Regions from separate parts of the Mus musculus genome. Here regions 2 and 3 are each linked to region 1. Evidence: chromatin loops called from intact Hi-C (ENCODE). Cell type or tissue: left cerebral cortex. All regions are shown on one strand. Links, peaks and the distances in the headings refer to the core of each region. The heading gives the core; the rest is flanking DNA. Region 1 has its middle 36 kb from the start of Irf4. Region 2 overlaps Dusp22 (dual specificity phosphatase 22). Region 3 overlaps Gm35109 (a long non-coding RNA gene).

The links. A loop is a pair of places that touch in the nucleus more often than their neighbours do. Peaks named below come from ENCODE experiments on the same cell type or tissue, not always from the same donor. Only the 100,000 strongest peaks of a DNase experiment are listed, where the experiment ranks them.
Region 2: it touches region 1 in a loop (9-fold over the local background); 2 of 42 quality-filtered maps call a loop at or near these places.
Region 3: a loop joins it to region 1, with 11 times the contacts of the local background. A loop is called at or near these places in 3 of 42 quality-filtered maps.

The regions. Positions count from the first base shown.
Region 1 is chr13:30,780,746-30,789,191 of GRCm38, reverse strand. No RefSeq gene overlaps it. Among named protein-coding and RNA genes, the nearest start is that of Irf4, 36 kb to the right of the region's middle. In left cerebral cortex, for the core only: no CTCF peak of the experiment used is centred there; DNase peaks (open chromatin) are centred at 2,656, 3,296, 3,701 and 4,272; H3K27ac peaks cover 1,636 bases.
Region 2 is chr13:30,661,495-30,669,940 of GRCm38, reverse strand. It overlaps Dusp22 (dual specificity phosphatase 22), which reads right to left. Exons shown (of 7, transcript NM_001037955.4): 2 at 1,103-1,136. Among named protein-coding and RNA genes, the nearest start is that of Dusp22, 5.7 kb to the right of the region's middle. In left cerebral cortex, for the core only: no CTCF peak of the experiment used is centred there; DNase peaks (open chromatin) are centred at 3,092, 3,305, 3,750 and 4,420; H3K27ac peaks cover 4,567 bases.
Region 3 is chr13:30,603,999-30,612,444 of GRCm38, reverse strand. It overlaps Gm35109 (a long non-coding RNA gene), which reads left to right. Exons shown (of 4, transcript XR_001780836.2): 4 at 609-1,481. Among named protein-coding and RNA genes, the nearest start is that of Gm35109, 6.7 kb to the left of the region's middle. In left cerebral cortex, for the core only: no CTCF peak of the experiment used is centred there; DNase peaks (open chromatin) are centred at 4,373 and 4,847; H3K27ac peaks cover 245 bases.

The DNA of each region.
Region 1 (8,446 bases), core at 1,614-6,613:
TCCTTTGCTTACTGTGAAATCCCTGCCTTTCTTTTCCGTGCTTCCAGCCCGTGGATCTCAGTCACCTCTTAAATAATTCATAATACCTGTCACCCAAGGCTAGGAGCCACAGCAGAGGAGTGAAGGCCAAATCCCTTGTGGATGATGAATCTCTCTCCTGCTCCCATGCGGAATCTCTGTGACACCCAGAAGAGACGTTTAAGAATTCCATAAGCTTGATGAGCTGTGTAAAAGCAGCAGCTGTGTTTATTATCAATTATTATTATTATTATTATTTGCTTAGAAAATGAAAGGCAAACGGTCTAAGACTAAAAGATCGACTGTTAAGGGCCATGCAGCACCTATAAATGGAGTGTGTTTATCCCAGCAAAAATAGACAGAGCAATTGTATGTTACAAAGGTCCCAGAGGTGGGACCCAGAGGAAAGGGTTTACTGGCTCACTCATTCCAGTCATCCTCTATCACTGGAGGAAGTCAGAGCAGGAACTCAAGCAGGAACCTGGAGGCAGGAGCTGAAGTCCAAAGAAAGCCCGCTTCCTGGCTGCCCTCCGTGTCTTGCTCAGCTTCCTTTTTAGAGAACCCATGACCACCAGGCCAGAGGTGGCACCACCCACAGTGGGGAGGGCCCTGGCCCTCCCACATCAATCATGAATCAAGAAACTGTCCCCACAGACTTGCCTCCAGGACTGCCTAATGGAGGCACCGTTTCAGTGAAGGTTCCCTCTTCCCAAATTATTCTAGTTTATGTCAGGTTAACAAAAACTGGTGTGAGTTGGATGTCCCTTGAGGGTCCTTGTGATTAACTGCCTGGTTTCCAGGGTGGAGCCATTTGTAAATGGTAGAACTTTTAGGAAGTAGGACCCAGTGTGAGGTTCTTCCATCAGGAAGATATGCCCCAGAAGGGACTGTGGGATCTCAGCTCCTCCCTAACTTCCCGTGGGAGATGTAAACTTCCCACACACATGCACACACATGCTCAAGTTCCTCCAATCTGATGTGACTGTAGAAGGAGTTCTTCTCCAGACATGAGCTGATGCAAGCCACAGCCCACACCTCCAAGACTGAGCTAAATCAACTGCCCCGGGTATTTTATTGCAGTACTGAAAGCTGACTAATGCTTTGAGCTGACTGATGCAGCCAACCTAAATGTCAGCAACAGACAATTAAGAAACAAAGTGCGGTGCTTAGTAACACGGGTTCACTGTCACACAGTCTTGGAAGACCTTTTATTTTACAAGTGAACAGCAAAATTGCATTTATACTGAGATTGCAGCCAACACATGAATATGCACAGGCATTGGAAGCGTCCAAAGAAGCTTTTGTTCTTTGGTGGGATGTTCAGGAGCCCTTCCCAAGAGGGGTTGTACTGAAGAGCCCCGCCCCAGGGCATGTGGTGCTGAGGAGCCCCACCCCCAGGACATGTGATACTGAGGAGCCCCACCCCCAGGACATGTGATGCTGAGGAGCCCCACCCCCAGGACATGTGGTGCTACTGAGCAGGAGGCAGAGAGGGAGAAGAGCTTCTAGCTTTCCATGTGTTGCTTCCTCCACTGCACTCTCTGATGTCCCAGCACTAAGGGGGCAGGGTGCCCATGAGAAACAGGTCCATCCTCCTGGACCTTAGGCCTTAGTTATAATTACCGTGCAGTTGTAACTTGTGAACTACATACAATCCACAATGACCACCACCACTACCACCACCTCGGGATTTCCTTCACAATCACTTAAGTATCTGATCAGGAAACAAATATGGTTGACATAGAGGCTTAGAAGCTATGGAGGTGACTATGTGGCAGAACGCTTCAAGAGAATTGAGGGAGATCTGTTTTGTAAGGCATGTGATCTCTGGCTCTGAATTGTTCCTAGAGGTCTAAAAATAGGACTGTGCATAAATGGTTCATTGACCAGTGCTGGATTCATCGGAGGGGAGAGGTCATCCACGGTTGATCCTATTGTGAGTGTGTGTGGTGGGGGAGTGACAACAATCAGGGCCACTGTGTTTTCTGGGAGGCTTGACAAGGTCCACATCCAAACTCAGGAATCCCTCCCCTGGAGCCCAGGACTGTCCCTGCATATGGGTGGCCTCCATGTGTCACTGAGCCTGGGTGCTGACAACCCTGGGTCTTTAGAAGCATATGCAGAGGAGGAGGCAGGCTAACCAAGGGACTAGGAGGCATGATGGCAGATGGAGTGTGTGTGTGTGTGTGTGTGTGTGTGTGTGTGTGTGTGTGTGTCCAGGAGAAAGCTATAACAACCTGTCACAGTGAATCAGTAAAGGGAAAATCAGCTGTTCTTGACAGCCTAGCTCATGTCCCAGGCCTGGGCCCCTCCCAGGAGTGGGGCCAGGTACTCTGGCACATCTCCTCTGTTCTGAACCTGCATCCTGACTGCTCCCACACAGACTGTGACTCATCAGTCAGTCCATCCAGAGACAGTGGTCCAGAACTTCCCTGTGGAACATGGAAGAGGCCACATTTCTTAGTTGTTGCCAGGCAAACCAGGACAGATGACTACCCTACCCTTATGGGAGAGCCTTCTGGTGCCATACCACGATGTTGATAGAGTTCCTAGACAAAAAAACTGCACATGGTGGCCACCTGCAGTCTGAAGGGAGATGCTGTAACCTTCCTGACAGCTTTGCAGACACCTCTGCCTTCCAAATCTCTCACTGTTAGAGTACTGAGCAGGCGCATAGCAGCGTTGGAGGGGGAGCTTGAGGTGTGGGATGAGCAGGCTGGGCCAGCTGAGTGGGCTGAGGGAAGAAGGGGAGAGGCAGGGACTGAGGTGTGAGCTGGTAGCAGGCAGGCTCCTCCAGTATATTACTCATGTGTGTGCCCTTGGCAAGGGGAAGGAAACACTGGCACACTGTGCACCCACATGAGACGACACAAGTCACTTCCTCTCACATGCTGCCTGCCGTAGTAGGTGACTGAGGGAGCTACACTTCAGAAATATGAAGTCTTTCCATGATGTCTGTAAACAGCTGAGACTATCCAGAAAGGGGAATGAAGCTATAGATAATAGCCTCTTGAGTGGCCTGCAGCCTCCTGGCTTCTGTAGGCAGTAGTAGGCTGGGATGGGATGCTGGAATCCAATGTGATGGTAGATGGGAAGGGCTAGGATGGGGCGGGATAGAGTGAGGTGGGGTGGGGTGGGATGAAGATGGACACCTTCTGGCTGGCCTGGAGTTTGGGGCAAAGACTGTTTTGTTTATTAGGAAGATGAGACAAGAAGCAGAAATCTCAGCAGACAGGACAGAGCCCCCACGCAGGGAAGTTTGGTCCCAAGTGTGCCCGCATTACCGAGCCTGTCTGTGGTTTGTAGTGTAGCATCCCTTCTGTGAACCACAGATAAAGGATGGAAACTCAGCTGCATATGAGATGATGTGAGGGAAAGGTGTCTGACTGACTGGAAAGTGCTGGACAGATGCCAGATGCTTCATGGCTACCTCAGCCACAGGTCAGAGGCCACAGGTCACAGGTAACAGAGGGGTGTTTATCACACAGCCCTGGCCACTGCTGTGTCTCCATGTGGCTGCAGTGAGATGGTCTTGCACAATAGTTTTCAGCAAGCTGACTTCTGAGAACAGCTTCTACAACACCCTCTCCTCAGGCTCCACAGTTTCCAAGGCCCAGTCTGGCAGGAGTGACCTAGCTACACCCTGTCAGCCTATCATCAGGATTCTTCTGGGACATTTTGGTTTCCTTGTGTTTTCTAATATTGTCAGATATCCAGTCTTACATTGGGGCCGTTGCATGGGCTTGCTGCATATGCAAAGAACAAAAAAATCTTATTGTCAGTGCCAGTGGATTGGTGAACGTGCTTGGCGCTTTACTTCAGGAAACAGGAAGTCATTTTCCTTCCTGCTAGATTCAGATAAACCTGAAATAAAGAAAAATGATAGATATTAGGATACTTTAATTGCTTTGTGCATCTCTGTTACATAAGAAGTAGGCTCTGTACTTTAAAATGGGTTTCCTGCTTGGCATGATGTCTAGCCTGTGTTCCAAGGGACAGAGGGGTAGGAGTCACGAACTCTGGCCATGAGTAGAAAGAATGGACGAGTGATGGGTGACTCTCCCCGCTAGATTAGTGGTGGTGGAGGGGGGTGGGGACAGGGAACGTGACCAGTGATTTAAAAGTGCTTTCTGCAGTAAGCTTAAAGTCTGTAAAATGTAAGCTGTGTGAGGCGTGTGTGGCATCCTGGGACCGCTGCTGCTGTACACTTCAAAAATGGCTAATGATGTCACAACTGTTTTCACAAAAATAGAATCAAATCCAGGAGACAGGACTCAGCTCAGTCTGCAGTTTGTAGCCCCAGTAAGCTGTTGGATGCTGGCCTTTCCCTCACAACATCATTATGACAGTCATAAGGAAGGGGAGGCCAAGGCATTGAGCTCTTTGCCACACACCCCGGACCCACCAACCCAGGGAGTGGGCATGCAAACAGGAGTGTTTCTAAAGGACATCAGTGGGCCTTTGTTAACTCCTTCATGGAGAAACATGCATAACCTCTGTGCTGCTTCATACATGTGTAAGCATGTACTATCCATGTCCTCAAGTCCACTACACGCACACCCTCCTTCCAAAGAAGGACAAATGAGGGCATGAAGACCACACAGTCAGGGTGCCAGAGATGAACTCGGGCTCCCCAAACAATCCAGGTGACCTCTCTCTCCTTCATCTGTCAAGAGGGATGGTTGAAATAGGACCTTCACACCAACCAGCTTCAATAAATCTATTAACGTCTCTCAGCTGACTTTCTTTTTTTTTTTTATTTATAAAACAGAGTTTATTCAGGGCATGAGAAGGGAAGTTAAGAGGGTAGTAGAAGCAGAGAAAGGCAGAGAGAGAGAGAGAGAGAGAGAGAGAGAGAGAGAGAGAGAGAGAGAGAGAGAGAGAGAACACTAACATGCCCTAAAGGAACACTGGGCCACGCAGCTTCTGCCAGGTCCACACACTCTCACAGTACCATTTTGCTCCCTTGGCGCAGGGAAGCCTAGTCACTCTGGCTGCAGGGCTGTGATTACAGGCCCCTGAGCGCTGCTGTGGCCAGGTTCACGTTTTGCGCCGTTACCCTAACGAGATGCCACCTTTAATTTTAGCTAATAAGGTAGAGATCTGAAGAAGATAGAAAAACTAAAGGTAAGTGCTCCTGTCCTGTCCTTCTGAGGATGTGGACCTCCTCGAAACCCAGGTTGGTTAAAGTCTCCCCGCTGCACCTGTCTGTAACTTTTAAACCAGCATCCACAGTCACGATGAGATTATCAAGCAGAGCAGCTGCCTTGGAGAACAGTAAAACCACTCCTCTGGATTAAAGGTGGGCTTACTATGTACTACAGCTGAGGGCATACCCAAACAAGCTGCAGGCGGGAGTCTGTGATGGCCACCCTGGTCCCCTCCCAAAGGTACATAGCAGCATTACTTACAATAACCAAAGACGAAAGCCATACACACACACACATCGGTCAGCGGCCAGACTGATAAGCAAAATGTAGCAAGCAGTAGGATGCTACTGGGCCATGAAAGGAAGGAAATTCTTGCCCATGCTACATAACAGCATGGATGAAACTTGAGGTCCTTGTGACCCAAGCTATAGGACAGTCAAAAAGGGGAAACATTGATATGAAACTGCTAGAGGAGTTAAATTTGTGGAAATGCAAGGAAGAATGGAACTCGCCAGGGGTCTGGGTCGGGGGGGGGGGGGAGATGAGGGTTTGGGTTTAACCAGTGCAGAGCTTTAGTTTGGAAAGAGGAAAAGGTCCTGATGGTGGATGGTGGTGACAAAGTCACAGCCACTTGGCTGGGTTTAATGCCACTAAACTGAGTAATTAAAAATGGCCAGGATGATGGACACATTTTAATACACATGTATTTTAAAAGTTGGAGCACACATTTCCTCCGTCTTGTATTCTCTACATGCAGCCCAGAGCCTGATGCTCTTCACCTCTTTCTAGAGAGGACACAATGCATTCTCTTAACCTGTACAACACTTGCTGGGGAGACCAGCCAAATACCATGCGGGGCATGACAGCCGGTGGCAAGAGGTTTAGGTGTGATGGTGAAACCAGGGATGGACAGTCTTCTGCATCACCACAGGAGACATCTGTAGCGTAGCTGGTATTTTCCAATCAGAGCTGAGGCCAGGGCCAAGCTGAGACAGTGGCCAGAAGTCACTGGTTCTACTTGGAGGGTCTCCCCATCTATGAGTGGGACCCAGCCTAAGCCGTCCCTCTAGGAGACTGTTGAAGCGCAACTCCAGGTCCCGACAGAGGATGCAGGTTCCAGCACATGAGAAGAGGTAGCAGAACGGAGAGTATTGATCTCCTGAATATCCGCATTCTAGCCCTGGGCCAGAGATGCAGCTTCTGTAGCCTCCACCCATCAGTGCCTCGGGCTGATAGAGATTCCTGTCTTTCCCCTCCTCACTCGCTCACCTAATCAAAACCAAATGAGGCTGCTAGCAGGGAAACAGCCTCTAGTGTTTCAGTTCATGCCAGTATCAATGGCCAAGGATCTGGGGAACCACAGAGCGTTTCTAATAACTGAAGAACTGTGTGTGACCCGGGCGTTTTCCCCTTACAAGCTGACAGTTGATCAGCAGAGAATGAAAATGCAGTCATTGAAATGAGTCAGAGCTCAGCCTTTTCACTTGGCCACTCTTGCCTCTATCTGACCCCAGGACCACAGCCTTTTCATGTATGTCTTCCCCGCCCGGCCCAGCCACAGGACTCCCCAGCCTAAGGTATGCACAGTTACCACACTTCGTGAGGAAGGGGCAGAATAAACACAAACGATCCCTGTGTATCCTCGCTACAACGAAGTGACTGTTTCTAACAATGCAACTCTCACTGTGATGATACAATGTTTATTCCCTGGGCACAATCTGAGGTCTACTCAAATCATATGTCTAGGACCAGCTGACTTCTCCCTAAATACACTGGCCATGTCTGGAGATTCTGCCCCTTTCTTTGAGAGGCAGTTGTGGCCAGTCCAAGCCGGGGCTCTTTCTCACTATGCTCTTGGTTATTTTAGGCTTATCTCAGTGACTCACCAGTGAAATGTAACCCCAGTCAGTGGGTGGTCCCTGGGGTATTATAGCCTATCCCAGCACACAAGGTGCAGGTAGGGAGGAGGTCAGCTGCCCAGGACTCAAGTGTGGTTCTGGGGCTGGGCACTCACAAAGCCACTCAGAAGCCGGTGTTGTCATGAAGGGTGAAGCAAAACTGTGACTGAAGGACTTAGCCTGGCCCATGGTAAGCATGCTGCAGGGGCTGTGGGAGGCCTTTAGGTGCTGGGATTTGGGGATTTGTCCACACTGTCTAACTTTTCCTGGGGACTCCCATAGAGGGTGTCAAACCAAAAAAAAAAAAAAAAAAAAAGTCCCATGTATGGCTAGTTTGCTATTACAGAGTCAGGGGTGATTCAAAGGCAGCCACACCTCTGAAAAGCCACCCCAGCATGGGGGACAACTCACAAAAACTGCACCCCTGCAACTGTCTGCACAACTTGAAGTAGGGAGCCCTCTCTCCAACAATTCCTACTGCTTATGTAGCCTTAGGGAGGGGGCCCTGAACCACTTTTAAGTTCAAGAATTTCCTGAGACTTGTGAGTTCTTCCCTTCCTGAACCTTATAAATTGTTTACTTCTTAAGTCTTAATGAGCCTCCCTCTCGGACAGACTGTTTCAACTGGGAGAAAACAGTTCCAATGGTCTCACAAGAGAGAAACCAATGAAAGAGAAATCTAAAGGAATTAGTACCATAGGCAGATAACACAGGCTGGGGGGATGTTGGTCTCCAACCCCCATCCTTCCTGCTGCCCCTCAGTACACCACCTGATAGGTATCACTAGCCTAATGCCCTTTTGTAGAGGTGGAAACTTCTCCCTACATACCAACACACCAAGTAGAGGATGTTGCCCTGAGGAGAATCAGGATTCTGTAAAAAAAATAAATAAAGGGGTGTTGTAGAGTCAGGAGGGAAGGATAAGGGGAGAACACATTTGTAATCCAGCTCCCACCAGGATTCCCAGCCCCCAACAAGGAAAGACTTCACATTGGATATGTTCTCAGCTTCTGTATCTCAGAAGAGACCAGCAAACTGTGTTTGATGGGTGGGTGGTGGTGGTGGGGGGGGGGGTGAGAGAGTGACACTGATGGAACTTTTGGTGATGGCTGTCTGTGTTCGGCCTGTCCTTACCTTTCTTGACCTTTAAATGTCGATGTTCCCAAGTTGTCACAGTGATCTCTCCTCAATTTTTTTTGTTTTTCCCTTGTAAGTTTAGGATTGGCAATTTCTAGGGACTTTATTAGAAAAATGAATACTATGGCTGCCCTTGGAAGGGAAAAGGTTTTTTCTCCCCACCCCTAGCTCTGATGCTACTAGAAAAAGCTTACTTTTGATGTAGGCTGAAAGAAAACAGGAAAAGAGGAAGGAAGGGGGGAA
Region 2 (8,446 bases), core at 2,047-7,046, 120 kb after region 1:
TTTGTTCTTGTCATTGTTTGGTAAGCAATACAGTACAACTCTAACACAACTCATGCCCTGTATTAGGTAATCCTCCAGAGACACTTTAGGTGCAGAGGAGACACATTGGGTCCTGTGTGGATGTCGCATCATTTTAAATAAAAAACTTGATTTTGGTTTTTGGTTTCTGTGAGGGGTCCTGGAGCTAGTCCCTGGCAGATATTGAAGGACAATATATTTAATGAACTAATTTTTTTTACTGTTATTTAACTTTATTGTGCTGTAATACACCATGCTCCAGCCTTTAACGATGGTCAAGGAAAAGTGTGACTCATGTGAGATTCACCCTTGTAAGAGGATACATATATGCCAGTGGGTTTTAGCACACTCAGAGTTGTGCAACTATGACCACAATTAACTTAAAATGTTTCATTACCCATAAAATAGATTTTGTAACAGCTTACCATTTTAAACTGTGGTTTGGAGATAGAACTGTAAATCTGTGAATAAAGAGGCCCACTCTACCACACGTGACCAAGTGGGCTGCTGGGTCCCTGGAGACAGGCAAGAGCCAAAATGGCCAGTGTTGCTGGGCCCCTGCCTGCTCTCTGCTGTGTCACAGTATGTCTGCATGGCTGCGCTACTCTGGAGTAACTCTCTCTCTCATCAAGCTCAGCTGTCCACTTGAGCATGCAGGATCCTTCATCAGTTTGGTTGGGTGATGACAGTAAACCTTTGGTGTGTACTGACTTCAAATCACTGGACATTCAAAATGGAAACCCACAACCACAGTCACCGTGACAACGAGCTGTGCACACAGCATAAAGTACCATAAGTTTGAAATCAAATCTTTCTGGGGTCCTTCAAAAAGGTATTGCCAGGGTAGTGAGAGACACTCAAACCCCAAGTCACACGGGCCCAACCCACTGAGCTCTGGAAGGCCAGGGGCTCAGATTTTCAATCTGGGATGAGAGGAAAGTTCTGGATGAGGGTAATGATGGTTACACAGCCATGTGAAGAAGATACTTAGGGCTTTTGACGAGTACATGGATAGCCAGAATGGTACACTTTGTGATACACAATGTATTTATCATCATTAAAGAAGCAGAAAGTAATAACTCACCTTTGAAGTTGCCAATGTACAGGCCCGGCAGGATCTGGAAGAGAGACATAGGCATGACTGTCACAGGATGCCAAGTGGACAGTGCTGCTGCCCAAAGGTGAGTGAGGCTCTCGCAAGCTGTCCCAGTCAAGCCCAGGACCCCTCACGTACCTACCCAATTCTGGTACCTGACTGACCTCAGCTACTAAGAAATTTTCTCAAAAGGTTACACTGTAATCTTTCAACCCCCTGCACTTAGGAGCAGGATGGTAAGCTGCTCTGGGCATTGGGAGAGAGCACCATCCTTCTCACACTGCACTTCCCTCACGGCCTTGGCAAACATGCTCTGTAATGCTCAAGATCTCTGTACACAGTGTCCCCTGCCAAGGGCCACTAACAGTACCACGGTGCTCTGTGACCCCATTTAGTGACACTGTGGCAGACCCGCTTCTCTGCTTCACTAGAGAATTCCCCAAGCCCCTACGGGAGAAGACTTCAGCAGAGCTAAGATGAAATACTTCACAAACACCCCATGATTTTCAAAGTACCAAGGCAAATCTTTGTCAGTCTTTTGCAAAGATAACAAAATCCAATTACAAAAATGCTCTGTAAACTAAAACCATGTCCAGTGACCTCCCTGCTACAATTTCCAGTTACACTTTGTCTGCTGGTTCTGCACATACCCAGACGCTGTAGTCACAACAGGCCTCCTGTCCCCTGCCTCCCGCCTCCTCAGTGCTACCCTCTCAAGGGCTCTATTTTTATGAAGCAGAGTGGAACAGGTACCAAAGCCCTCCTGTTTTAAAACAACAGTGTGTGCTCATCTTGCAGATGGACCAAGCTGGGCTCCCCAGCAGCTTCTGGCTACCTGGAGCTCTTCTCCCTTCATCTGCCATTCCCCAGGGTCTCCTGCCTTTACTAGGATGTGACATCAAAATACTAAAGGGGACATTCAGAACATGGCTCTTCTGGCCAATTTACATAATCTGGCAATACTGGACAAACAAATGATCATAAGTTCATCACAATTCAACCATATGGAAATGGAGACGTTCACAATCAATGCTGAGAAGGGAGTTATGCTGACACTTGCTGAAATGGCAAGGAAGGGGCTGGAGAGATGGCTCAGTGGTTAAGGGCACTTGCTGCCATTCCAGAGGACCAGAGTTCAATCTTGAGCACCCACACCATGCTGCTCATACTATCTGTAACTACAGCTCCCAGACAGCCAGCAGGTCCAGCCTCCTTAGGCACCTGTACACACAGCCACACGAAGATGTGCACACCTACCCATTACTAAAAACAGTATGTTAATGGCAAGGAAGACTCTATTGAAGACAAGGGAAAGATTAAGCTCAAGTCCCCATAAAAGAGGGACAAGAAGAGGGAGTGACTAGGAAAAAAATCCCTGAGAGGAGGCTCACTGGTGGATGCTGAGACTGGGGAGTCCCTGAACTGGCTTAGCTCATTCTTTGGTTATACTCTACCCTGAAAACTAAGACCAAGGCCTAGCCAAGAAGAGAACACACGGATCCTATGTAGGAATGAGGGGAAAGGGCAGGAAGTGGAGGTGAGTTAGGAGAGTTGGTCCTGCACTGAGGATACTCCACATTTTCTAGGTTAACCATTATGAAATGCTACCAAGAAATTTAGGATAGGTGAAAAGTGTTAATACACCTTGGAAATGTCATTGCAAAAAAGGAAATGTAACGTCATGTGGGAAATATAAGGTTTCTCTACCACAGCACCTCTGTCAATGGGATGGGTAGACATCTGCGAGGGCAGGCTTACATTCTCACCTTCCTCTGGGGGTCGAAGGAGCTCAACTCTTACTACAGAGGCCGCAAGGGGCCAGATAACCATCTCCCACGGGACTTTACAGCTCTAGTTTGAGCATATGATCTGAGTATGGACAATAATTCAGAAGCCACTTGGTGTATCCCTTGGCAGCACAGGCAGTGAGCTGGCAGCACACAAACACTTCAGCTGTGCTGAATCTTGGATTCCCAACAGAATGCTCTCAACTGGCTCCTTGTGGAGTCTGCTCCAGCTAAGTTAACCCTTGAGCTTTGTCCCCCAGCCTTCCCGGCCATTTGCCCAGTTCTACTAAAGTAGCTAGCTGTATTTGGATCTCACAGCTTACGGACGAGGTCCTTAGTATGGACTTTTAATAGCCAAAAAGGGGGCAGACTGTGTGAAAAGACAGGCTTCCGCCCCGAGCCTACTCCCTGCCACTGCTGGATCCGCCTACGCTCCAGTCGTCACACATAGCTTTCAGCATAGACTCATCGTAGGTTCTGCGCCCAGGCACTGACAACTTCCACGACTCACTCTCAATCTCAGTCCTACCCTTAGTGTGTCCCCCGGTCTCCCTGCACCTAAGGAGATGGTAATAGTATTCCTCTAACTTGGCTCCATGGACACAGGCAGGGCTCCCAAGTGCTGGATCCAGATTTTATGGGAAATCGCCATTTTTACCTTATTTTTAAAAATTCCTTAACTGTAAGATATATTAAGAAGGTCCATCTGTGGTCTGATTGTAGCCAATGAACGCAGTCTATGACCTCTCTATGTGCCACTGCATCAGGGTCCTTCCAGGACTGGTTCTAGGACATTTGTCCATCAAGTGATACATAGTCCCTTATGAAAACAGCACTGTATTAACAAGCATATATGTCCAGTCATCTCCAGATGACGATAGTAGCGGGTATATTGTATGTGCTGTGACAACAGTTGTACACTGTCTTGCTTAGGGAATAATGCCAACAAGGAATATTGTAAGTCCTGAGGATAGAAGCAGCCATTGCAAGCCTAACTACATAGTACAGAAATGAGACACAGGTGAACAGTGCTTACACAACAAATGCAACAGAAATACCATGGATCTAGCAAATGGTAAGCTATGGCTACATTAGTGGACTCAGCCTATGTCCTGATAGCTGAATGTACAGGTCTACCCGGTCACCTTCTGGGATGTGGATGAGACTGGAGAAGGTACCTGTCAGTATGAGGCTGAGGATTAAGACCGGGGTAGCCCAATCCTGATAGGTCTTTTTGGCAGGGCACAAGATTTACATTAAGCTATGTGAAACTAAGCAGGCCATAAAGAGAGCCTCAGGAAAGAGTCTGGATGAAGAAGTGTTGACTGACAATCATGGACGGTGAGGACTCTACACGCATTCTGCCAGGAAAGGAAAGGGCTGTGTCGGTCATCTTCTAACTTTGTTTTCTAGACAAGACATGGGCTGAACTAGTAAGCGAATTGCTCCCACCCATTTCTGTAGTTAGACTCTGGCTCTCTTCCATATAGAGTTACAAAACGAAATCAGGGAAGGCTGGTTTCTAACAGATTAAATAGTACTTGGGAAGACTTCTCAACCAGTCAGCTCTGTGATTTGAAGACGACAGTAAGTCTGACTCACCAGTTGGCTCATGTTGTTACTGTTGGTAACCTTTGGGCACAGAGAAAGAGAGAGGGAAGCAAACCAACTGGAATGACTTTCCAGAAGAAGGACGGTTTGTAGAGCAGCCCGCAGAGCAGTGCTCACCGGGACAACACAGGAGACCAGTGCGAACAGAGTCAGACCAGCATCAGTACCTGGTCTACAGCAGGGTGGGTCAGGGGTAAAAACTTTATCTCGTGACTTGGGGATGTTTTACTTCTCTAGAAGAATAAGCAGAGAGTTGGTCCTGATCATCTTTGTCATTCAGAGCTATCATTCTGCCTCTCCTGGGCCACCTTCCCTGCCATTTGCCCGAGGTTCCTTATAGATGTCTCTTCTGGTCACAAACTCCATATCATACTCTGTCCCTTTGTCTTGTCTTATTTTCTTTAGCATAGTTATCAGTACCCAGAACTTGTTTCCTTACTTTCTGGCTGATCATGAAGAACCAGGCAGGTATCTGCTCGTTTTCTGTTGCTAGCGCAGAACACCAAAGACTGAGCGGCCTCTAGAGGGAAGGTTTAGTTGGGCTTGCTATTCTGAAAGCCCTAGAACATGGCCTCAGCACCTTGTTCAGCTTCTGGTATGGGCTTGTAGTGCGAGGGCAAGTGGGTACATGTGGAAGAGAGAGGCTGAACACAACAGTTAACCCATTCCTGAGAGGAAAACATCAGTCCACTGATGAGAGCCCTGCCTCCTGTCTCAAATGCCTCCTATGGGACCCATCACCTCTCTGCTCTGATATACTCAGGAGTAAGATTCAACATAGCCTTGTGTGGGCATGAGCCACGTTCAAACCAAGGCAGGGGATAGCCCTTTCCACCATGTGGCATGCTGACAGAGGGTCAGTGAGATAGCAATGCAAACCACAGAGGAACTGGCTCTCTGGAAGGCCCTGGTCAGAAAGGTGCCTGCCTGTCAGCAGACAATATACACCGCAACAAGCAGAACCCTGAAAGGCAGAAGCACTTTGGGATCACATGAAAGCACCCAGTGGTTCATAGCTCCTTTTGATCAATACCCTTCACACTGACATATTACTAAACTCTAACACCAGCCTCACAAAAGCACAAAAAACGCAAATCCTTTGCTTATGTCCGAAAGAATTTTGCTTTCTGAGACAGGGAATTGTTTGCATTTATTTTTAACTTTTTCTTAGTATGCCACCCAAAAAGATGTGAGAAACTCCTGATGAAGCAGCTGACATAAAGCAGTATTTTGAGTGTGGCATCTGGATTCATCCTAGGTCAAAAAGGACTTTCTGGGTTTTAAACCCAAGGACATTTGGGAAAACCATGATGGATTCCCTGAGAGGTGAAATATCACAGACTTTTTAATATCCTTTGGCCAAAATTTTACCCAGTATGCATTCATAAAAAGACATATCTAAGTGACCTTTTGTATTCTTACATTATTGCCTTAAGCATCTGTTCAATGATATGTGAAATAAGATTGTAATGCTAAAGGAGAAAAGAGTAGGTAATCCGAGCTACCTGGGAGTCTACAGCAGGAAGATCATAAGTTCAAGACCAGCCTGGGCCATAATAGCAAGGTCTTGAATCAAAATAAATCAAAAAGGGTTGGAGATGTAGGTCAGTGGTAGAGCACTTGCCTACTATAAATGATGACCTATGTTCAATTTTTAAAAGATTAAAAAAAATGAGACAAGATTTAGACGGTATAGAAAAGATATTATCATTGTGGTGCAATGTCCGTCCACCAGCCCTGAATATGTTCACTTTCTAAAGTGGGTCCTCCATGACTAGAAAGAATGCCTAGGAGAGAGGCTTCATGTTTCCCTATTTTTTTCCCCACTATGGGAACTAGCACTGAGCCTAGGCAGCAGCAAGTGTGGAGCAGTACAACTTGAATGGTGGATGGTTGGATGGATGAATAACACAGCCAAGTTAGCTGGTGACAATGGAAACAGTGCTTAGCAGGACAAAAATGTGAGACTTCCAGCTCCTCCCCATACTTAAACAGTGCTTCCCACAGGATTAAACCCACTCCTTGATAATTAATTACTCAGTTCCAGCTCTAATAAGTCTCAGGGGATTCTGAGACAAAGAACACAAGACCAGAGAGGTAGGCAACTGGGAACAAGTGTCCCCCACTCCCCTGGAGGGGGGGGAGAGGGACACCGCAAGGTCCAGAGATTTGGGGTTGCCCCAGTATAGGAGAACACAAATGGCACCCACTGGCTAGAGGCCTATCTAACTCCCTGGGATAAGCAAAGGCCTCCACAGCAAACAAATGTTGTCCCAGACGCCGGGTTAGCAGTTGCTGAGGACCCTTCCCTATGCCAGGAGCGTGCACCCCTTTGGATGACAATCCTTTCCTCACTCCTTTTTCGTCTTACACAGAAAGTCATTCTAAATACATGTCAGCCACATCCGAGCCACCACTATGCTCAGCAGTGGACAAAACCAAGAACTCTGATCACAGAGCCCATGTACTACTTACAGTTTGTAAAAATTCACCTAAAATTCTCCTTTGCTTTTCCTAAGAATTTGAGTAGTGACTGGGAGAGGCATTGTTTTACACATCTGAGAGAGAAAACGGAGACTGGATTATGCTAACCACTGAAGGTCTTTTAGTTTTAAGCATCTATGAATCCAGGAAGCGAAAACTGGACTTTTTGATATCCCTGCCCTCTTAGCAACAGAGGGCTTCTCGTGGAAAATCCCAGCTGAAGGGAGAGTAGGCCTCCCACTAAATGCCAGGACAATATCCTTGTCTGCCAGGAAAGGCACAGGGTAGGAAGAGACCACCCGACTAGTCAGGAGAATGCTCATGAGCTAAACAATACTGGCAATGTCTGGAGGAGAAGATATCAGAGCCTGAGGTCCTTATTTCCTGTCCCCAAATGACACTCTTAAATTCCAAGGCATCACACAATTTGCCTGTAATCTTAGAATCACATCTCCATCACTAGCATCTTCTCTTGATTCGGTAAGTACATTGTTTTTTGCCGGGTGTGGTGGCACACACCTTTAATCCCAGCACTCGAGAGGCAGAGGCAGGTGGATTTCTGAGTTCAAGGCCAGCCTGGTCTACAAAGTGAGTTCCAGGACAGCCAGGGCTATACAGAGAAACCCTGTCTCGAAAAAACAAAACAAAACAAAAAAAAAACCACAAAAAACAAAAAACAAAACAAAACAACAACAAAAAACTACATTTTTTTTTCCTTTTCTTTTCCCAACTAGGGAAAAACAGAAACCCTGCTCCAGGTCAGACAATAACACATTAGAGACCTCTGGGTAAGGCTCTTGGTTACCAGCATCCAGTAATTTACCTCGCTGCTTCCTTGTCTTGTAATTCCGGTGATACCTTCTGATCTCAGATTAAGATGTTTACTCTACCAGGGAGCTTTTGCCTGGGCTGAAGATTACCCTCCTTTGGGATGACATCTACTTTGCTTACACACTAGAAGTTATCTTTAGAGCCTGATAAACTCCCCTAGCCCCATCCATCCCATACACGGGTATGGGGACATAGTAATCTGGGGTAGGCAGCGCCTGTTAGCCAATGGTTGGTTTTTGAGCATTTAAAATGTAGCAAGTACCTAATGAGAATTTAAGACTCCACAGGGAAAAAAAAAAAAGGTATTGCATAAATAATTTATTTATTGGTTGCGTGTTAAAATACTTTAAATATTCTCAGTTTAATAATATTCTTTACATGGTGATCATCTGTTCTAACTCTTCAAAGAAATTTCACTAGGAAAATGTAAATGATGTATCTGGTTCACATTATATTTGTACTGAACAAGCAGTGTCCTACATTGAGGAGGTCTGTAACAGACTTCTTGGTCCTTTCTGCTGGCTTTCCTCCCTCTGTTCCCAAAAGCACTACACCTAACATATATTCAGTACAGACTGTAAGTATTGAACCACTGAACATCTACATTTCTCTGTCCGTA
Region 3 (8,446 bases), core at 2,360-7,359, 180 kb after region 1:
GGTCTTTGCAGGAATAATCCAGGCTCCAGATATCACTGTTTCCCTGGGTTGAATACCAGTTGGCTGCACAGTGGTACTGTGGTGATTCTATGGAACAACGGCTGCTCCGGCTACTGCCTGTACAAGCTCAAAAGAGGAAGCGAGGTACCCTCAGCTCCCCTCTCTCCCCACTCACCCTGTACACTCCCTGCTGGAGCAGCAGTGGCTGAGACACACACATCAGTCTTGTTCACTCATCTGAGCTTAGACAGTGCAGAGAAGGGAGCAATGTGTTTGATTCTCTCAGAATACGATGACCTCAATATAGGTCCTTGCTGAAGGTTTTGTGCATGCTTCCTGCTTTATGAGGACCTGCATCTCTTCCCTACAGCCCTCCTAATAAATCACCCCAGACTCGGGGCCTGAAAGCCAAAGCCACAGTTATTCTCCAGCCTCAGAATCTTGGAGGTCAGAACCTCGAGAATAAGCTGTTGAAAAAGTCCCAGCTCTTTCTCACTTTCTGCCGGTGGCTGGCAAAGTATGGTGTCCCTTCCATATAGATGTCACTCTAGCTTCTTCCCTGGATCATGTGGCCTTTTCTCTGAGCATCTGTGTCCTTTGTTCCCTAGGACATCAGCCATCATCCTATTCCAGCATGACCTCATCTGAACTTCACAAATTACAACGGTGGTGACACTGTTTCCAAACAAGGTCACGTACTAGAGGTTAGAATGCCAATGTGTCATTTTACAGGACAAGATTCAGCTTCTAATAATGTACTCCACTCAAAATGGAGCTCATGATCCGCCCTCTTTAGATTCATAGATAGGCAATGAATGGCAGCCTTTCCTGATGCTGTGGGCCCCTGATCTATATAGAACAGGCTAGTCACAAGGCACATGAAGCTTATGATAGGACCCAGAGTCTCTCCAGAAAGTTTCTGCACTCTACCTTAACAGAAAAATGGGTCTTTTCTCAAGGGAAGCCAATGTATTTACTATTTAGGAGACAGAAGGCTTCTTGACATTTAAAACAACACCTTCCCATTTATGAAAGAAGATGAAGAATAAGGAATTCTTTTCCAGTAATAGATACACTTGAGCAGTTTCTGGGCAAGACCACCAGTTCACTGAGCATACCTGATCAGCTCTATGGCTTTGGAGTGGCTGGTTTTGTGTCAACTTGACACAAGCTGGAGTTATCACAGACAAAGGAGCTTCAGGTGAGGCAATGCCTCCAAGAGATCCATCTGTGAGGCATTTTCTGAATTAGTGATGAAGGGGAGAGGGCCCCCTGTGGTTGATTCCATCTCTGAGCTGGTAGTCTTGTGTTCTATAAGAAAGCACGCTGAGCAAGCCAGGAGAAGCAAGCCAGTAAGTAACATCCCTCCATGGCCTCTGTATCAGCTCCTGCTTCCTGACCTGCTTGAGTTCCAGTCCTGGCTTCTTTTGGTGATGAACAGCAATGTAGAACTATAAGCTGAATAAAGTCTTTCCTTGTTACTTGGTTGTGATGTTTGTGCAGGAATAAAAATCCTGACTAAGTCAGGCTCTACATTGACAAATGATCTCCCCGGGACCCCTTGTAGTAGCATGACTCTGGACAATGTGTTCCTCATATTCCCATGTTGCTCTCATAAAAAACAGCCTCAGAGATCTTTCTGTTCACTCAACAAGAATTGCTTTTCTAGAGACACCAGCTCCGAGGGGTACTGGTTAGTTCATATTGTTGTGCCATCTATAGGGTTGCAAACCCCTTTAGCTCCTTGGGTACTTTCTCTAGCTCCTCCATTGGGGGCCCTGTGATCCATCCAATAGCTGACTGTGAGCATCCACTTCTGTGTTTGCTAGGCCTCAGCATAGTCTCACAAGAGACAGCTATATCTGGGTCCTTTCAGCAAAATCTTGCTAGTGTATGCAATGGTGTCAGCGTTTGGAAGCTGATTATGGGATGGATCCCCGGGTATGGCAGTCTCTAGATGGTCCATCCTTTCGTCTCAGCTCCAAACTTTGCTGCATATGTATCAGAAGATGGCCTAGTTGGTCATCAGTGGAAAGAGAGGCCCATTGGTCTTGCAAACTTTATATGCCTAAGTACAGGGGAACACCAGGGCCAAGAAGTGGGAGTAGGGGGTGAGGAGAGTGGGAGGGAGGGCATGGGGGACTTTTGGGATAGTATTGGAAATGTAAATGAAGAAAATACCTAATTAAAAAAAGGAAAAAAAAGAATTGCTTTTCTACATCACAATTTGATTTCTCCCCCACACTCACTGCTGTTTTGAAATGTAGAGTTGGTACATGCTGATTATGTAAGGACTGGAAAATTATGGAAAAATAAGTTCAAAATCACAAAAAGTCTGATAGGATTAAGGAGTGATTGGCATTTGGCATCTAGTAAGTGTTCTCACCATGGTAACCTTTAGCATGACGTCAGTCACACTCAAAGGGCACCAAGAAGCCACAAATTGCAAACCAAAACCAAATAGGGAAGCGAGGCAGGGCATCATGGAGAATCTGTGTGGCAGACACTATTGGCTTACCCACCTATCAGTCTCCTGCTCCTGTCTCTGTTCTAGACATGAGCATTGAGCCTTTTCATAGCCTCTCTGCCTCCTGGGTGGCTGTGTGGCTACATATCTGGTCATTGGTCATTGACGTAGCAAATGAAATCTATCAAGTATCTCCCATGATAATGCTTGATATTTTACTAAAAGAAATAGTATCACCTTTTCTTATTTCTTCCCTTGACTACAATACCTGAGATAACAACAGCTTGCCTCTATGGTGCATATTAAAAAGACTTGTGGCTGAATTGTGTCCAGGTAAAATTCATATGTTGAAGCTTGGATGCCAGGACCTCATATGGAATTATATTTAGAGATGGAGTCTTTAAAAGGTATGTGAGTTAAACTGGGCATATTAGGGTGAACCATAATCCAGTCTGGCTAGTGTTCTAAGAAGAAATTAGAAAGTGAAGAACAGTGTCAGGACACAGTATGAAGATAGCCACTACAAGCCAAGAAAAAGGACCTCACATGTCTATTTGGTGTCTGTCATACACACACACACACACACACACACACACACACACACACACACACACACACATATGTTTGAGGCATCCCTGGACAATGAATACAAATGCCTGATTACTTAAGTTGTTACTTTCAACTGAAAGAATTCTGAATAATTTCCATTTCTTTAGAAATGTGTGTGTGTGTAGTGAGATTTAAGATCCACATAAGATTTTATAGTCCCTCATATCACAACTAAAGAAATATAGATTTTTGGTTTTGGCTATGCAGTAGCTAGATTTTCCCCCCTCAGTGCCAACACAATTTTTTTTTTGGTTTTCGAGACAGGGTTTCTCTGTGTAGCCCTGGCTGTCCTGGAACTCACTCTGTAGACCAGGCTGGCCTCGAACTCAGAAATCTGCCTCCCGAATGCTGGGACTAAAGGCGTGTACCACCAATTTTTTTTTTTTGAAGAAAATTTCTCAAGTCTTCACAAGAATCCCTCCAAATATTATAATGAAAGGAAGTTTTACCTCAACTAAACCAAAACAGCAGCATCACTGCCATTGAAACAGGTAAACTGCAAACTAAAGTCTAGGTGCCTCAGAGTCCAAACTATGAAAACTGACAGTCGATAACAATGAACGTTTATGTACTTATTGGCCTTTCAACGTCCTTAAGTCATCTTGTCCCTGAATTCTGGTATAACCATAGGGAAGATGGGTGCTGACGGCTTTGGGCTTTGTCACCTTCGGAAAGGGCACTGCAAACCAATGTCTGTCTGCAGCTGCCAGATGCTTCACGGGGCTGTGATCCTCGGGAGTCCTTGGCTTCAGAGAGTGTCACCTCTGAAAGGTTTTGCCCACTAGTAAAGTAGATCGCAGGTTCTGAGAAAGGACAGGGAACCTCAAAACTAGGTGTGCTGGAGTTGAAGGTCAGTTAGATAATTCAAAGAAGTGCCAGTCAAATACCAAAGCATTATGACTAGTGACAGCACTGTCGACCAACACCTGGGTAAACTCAGATTTGCCCATAGCCACTGTGCAACTGGCAGAGAGACAAACCTGCTTAGTGCTGAGGGCAGAAAGAAAAAAAATTCATCCTATGATGGATGCTTTCCTATTTTCTTCTTTTCTTTTCTTTTTTCCTGTGTGTGTGAGTGCTTGCAGAGGTCAGGAGATAAGCTTAGCTGTGGTTCCTCAGCTGCCATCAATCTTCTTTATGTTTATGAGATTATCCCTCATTGGAACTCAGCAAGTATGAATGTCCCATCAGTGAACCCAGAAGGCTCCATTTGCCTCTACCTCCCCAGCACTGGATTATGAGTGTGTGCTGCTAGTCCCAGAATTTGCGTGGGTTCTGGAGACCAAGCTCGAATTCACACGCTTGCAAGGGAAGCACTTTACTGACTGAAATAACTTTCTAGCCAACTGCAGTGTTATTTCCACTGCCAAATAAGAGAATCGGAGGACCCAACATCCATAAATAGGAGAGAAACTAGACAAACTTTTTGAAGCTATTAAATAGAATGTGAAGGTACACGAAAGTTCTGTAAGTCCGATCAGTAAGTAAAAATGTAAGGCTTTACCTGTGTGAGTGTGCGTGTGTGTGTGTGTGTGTGTGTGTGTGAATGTGTGTACATTTGAAGGGCTTACATTACTTCTCAGTATTAGACATAGGTTAAGGAGATGGTATCCAATGGGAATGGAGTTTAATTTGGGGTTCAGGGTGTCTTTCATCTGGATTCAACACAAAGCACCAGGACTAGCTTCTCAGCTGCTGCCTCCCAGAGCTGTCACCCTCAAAGGTGGGTCCTACCAGGCTGTGAGAAGTTCCCAGGTTTCACTTCACATGGCCTGAAGCACAAAGTGCTGAAGGGTCAGCCCCACGTACCACACATGCTGAGGGGTTTCAATTTGACTTTTGAGAGCTTTTAAACCTGAGGGACAACACCAGCCACACACACACAGGTGAGTTTCATTGTTAAAACCATTGAAACCGGTTTGGAGCCACAGAGCCCTCCTACACCCCTGCCAGAGCCTCTGTCCACATTTAGATATTATGGGAGGGGTATGGTCCTGAAACTTGGACCACTTGTGTCTCTGGCAGAATTGTGTACCTTCCATTTTTTTCTCCTTCCAAAAGAGGGTTTTCCAGAGTAAGGATGCTAAAATGGCCCAACTCTGGGGTTCACCAAGGTCTTCACACATTGAGGGAAAGAGAAACCACTCCTTTGAAAAAAAATCAAAGTTTCCAGGGGCAGTTTATTTTAATTCTATTCTGGCTTATACAAATAGCTAAAGAAAGTATGTCTCCTCAGTCCAGAAGGGTGAAGACCATTTTCCAACAGAGACCAAAAAGGATTAGTAGACAAGCCAAACAAACAAACAAAAAACAAAAACAAAAAAAGCAAAAAAAAAAAAATCTAATCAAAAGAATGAAAAAAAAAAGCTTTTTTTTTAAATAAAATTTTACCTCAAAAAGTTTGACAACTATTAAGCTAGAATAGGTAATAAATGAGCATGACCTTACACGAGGTTTGTTGTAAAGCATATTGCATTTTAAAATATTTACACGCTGTAGTCTGCTGTTGCTGTTTGGTTTGTGTCTTTCTTGCTTTCCTTACTTCTTCCTGCCATTCCAATTGCCTCCTTTCCTTTCCCATCCCTTCTTCACTGCTCAGACTCTTGGCTGCATTTCCCACCCACCATCTTTATTCCCCGAGGAACCTGATTATGTTCGGGTATCGTTGGCTGAAACAAAACATAAAAGCCATTCTTCTCCCAGGGGCTGGTCTAGAAGAGAATGTGTCATCTTGTGCTGACCGATGATACAAAAGGAAGTTATCTTGAAGTGACTCAGAAATACTCTCCTCCCTAAAAAGGGAGATGGATACCAAAGGAGAAAGGCCAGATCAGAGCCACTGACTTCCACATTAAACCACGACAGAAAGAGTCAGTTCTCACTGTCACTGTGAAATATGATGTCTGGCTTTCTTGAGACCTATTAAGTAAATAGAATGCCCCTGTATTTTGAGCCATGTTTTTAAATGTTACTTCTAGCCAGAAAGGAAGAAGGAAGGAAGGAAGGAAGGAAGGAAGGAAGGGAGGGAGGGAGGGAGGGAGGGAGGGAGGGAAGGAAGGAAGGAAGGAAGGGAGGGAGGGAGGGATAGATAGACAATACATAGAAAGATAGACAGATGGTGTAGTGGCGGTTGACACACACATCTTGAGCACATAGAATGCTTCAGGGCTAGAGGAAAAACTTCAAGGGTCTTGGGTTGTAGAATCTCAAACCCCTTGACTGAGATGGGCATTCCTGCAGCACAAGTCTGTAGAATGACTGCTGCTTCAAACAGACCAACAGACAGACAGACAGACAGACAGACAGACAGACAGACAAAACACTCAATATTTGGTTACAAGGGACATAAAGGATCAAAGTGAAGAAATCTGAGGAAAAGGATTGCAACATCAATACCATCCTGTGTGTCGCCCTTGGAGGTAGCTCCCTGTTACCCCAAGAAGCCTCATCACAATGCACACTATCACAGCCCAGGAGCAAACATTCCTCCCATGGTGCAAATCTATGGTTTTAGAGTAAATAGCAACTATTACCTAATGAACAATAAGAACAAAAAAGCGCCAAAAAACCCTCATGTGTGTATGTGTGTTGGGGAGGGGGGGTCTCTTGATGATGATTTTCTTGGAGACGCTTTCCTCTCTGAGAGTCATGCCACAGTAAGTCAGGCATCCATCCCTTCCAGAGCTTTTCTGAGACTCTAGCTCTGCATGTCAGCAGTACCAGGCTCTGAGTACCACAAAACTGAGTTGTCTCATCCTGAAATGCCCACAGAGGAAGTTATGTCCCAGCTATGGGGCTTTGTAATGAACCACAGACGCTGAATACCTGGTAAGCTTTTCCCTCGCCACTTTGCTTTCTCTGCCTCCTGAGTTTTCCCCAAGTTACTACTTTCCTATGGAAGCTGTGTTTCCTTGGGTGGGCACTGCATGGCCAGGGCACTCAGCATCATGACAGTAGGTCTTAGAGGACGAGAAAAGAACCAGGAAACATGCAAATGTCTGGGTCCTTTCCATCAGCATGTGCTCTGGATCCCAGAAGGGTAGAATGGGTGCCCTCTCCAGACTAGGTGCTGTTGCTCTGGCCTGAGAGAACAGGAGCTGTCCTCAGAGTTAAAGTAACATGTGCAGACGTTCATGGCCAGCACCTGAAGCAGAGATGTGGGGACTAGGTTTGATGTTTTGGGTTTTTTATTTTTTGGGTTTTGCCTAAGTGGGAGCGGTGGAGGGGGGGGGAGAGGTGATGCAGCCATGGAAGGAAGAAGCCAAGATCAAGTGGGCCTGCTAGGGTATACAGGGTCCTCCCTTATTTGTGGAAGTACATCTTAAGATCCCTAGTGGATGCCTGAAGTTACAGATGGCACGGGACCCTATATATATAGTTACAAAATCTTAACTTACCCATTAGACACAAGGGAGTGATAATAAGAACAGAGAAACAGGAAAATAATAACATACTCTAGCAAAACTTATTTAAGTCAATTGCTTACTTCTAGAATTTTCTACTTAGTGTTCATAGGCCACAACAGCCGAAACTTTTTAAAAGTAAAACTGCAGGTAAAGTACCAGAATGAGTAAGATAAGAATAAACACATATGAAAATTCCATAATAAACACCATTATCATGTATAGTTGACTAAAGACTAAAATATATTATTTCAGAGATTCCTGGATTAAAGTGTACTCAGCTTTGGTCTGTGTCTTCCTGTTTCTACCTCCTCTTTACCTCCTAATCTCTACAGTAGAGATGGTAATACTGCCCAATGGCATTGATATTTAAGTTGGCATTAAGAGTGACTATGAACATGATACAGTACTCGGCACAAAACAAGCATTCACATGATATTTTAAATAATCTAGCACATAGTTGAAAAAATATGTTAGCAAAGAGTTGTGAGGAACACCACATACTCCAAGGAGTTTCACAGTGAGGGAGTTCAATATTCTTATTACCCACGTGTGTATTTGATATTCGGGATGCTACACTTTCAAAACCCAGAAATCAGTGCCGCTCAATCAGCGCCATTCAGTGCCTTATCAGATTCCACCAGGTGGTCAGCAGAGCTAAGAATCAGTGCCAGGGGGTTTCCGTGTGACACTTTTCAGAGAACCAATTTGTTTTCAGCCTCTGAGATATGGGGTGGGAATGCAGTCGGTAGCAAGTCCTGAGTAACAGTGGCCACTCTGCCACCTTCTGGGTGCATGAGGAAGGCAGTGGTCTGCTGACCCGGACAGTAAGGTCTGAATCAGGCTTCCAGTATGACTCAGCCCTCCTTCCCTGAGCCTATTTTCGCAAAGGCTGTCAAGATGTTCACATGCAAGACGTTCGGCGATGAAGGATCTGAGTGATTTCTGGAAATAGCTCCGCTGGTGA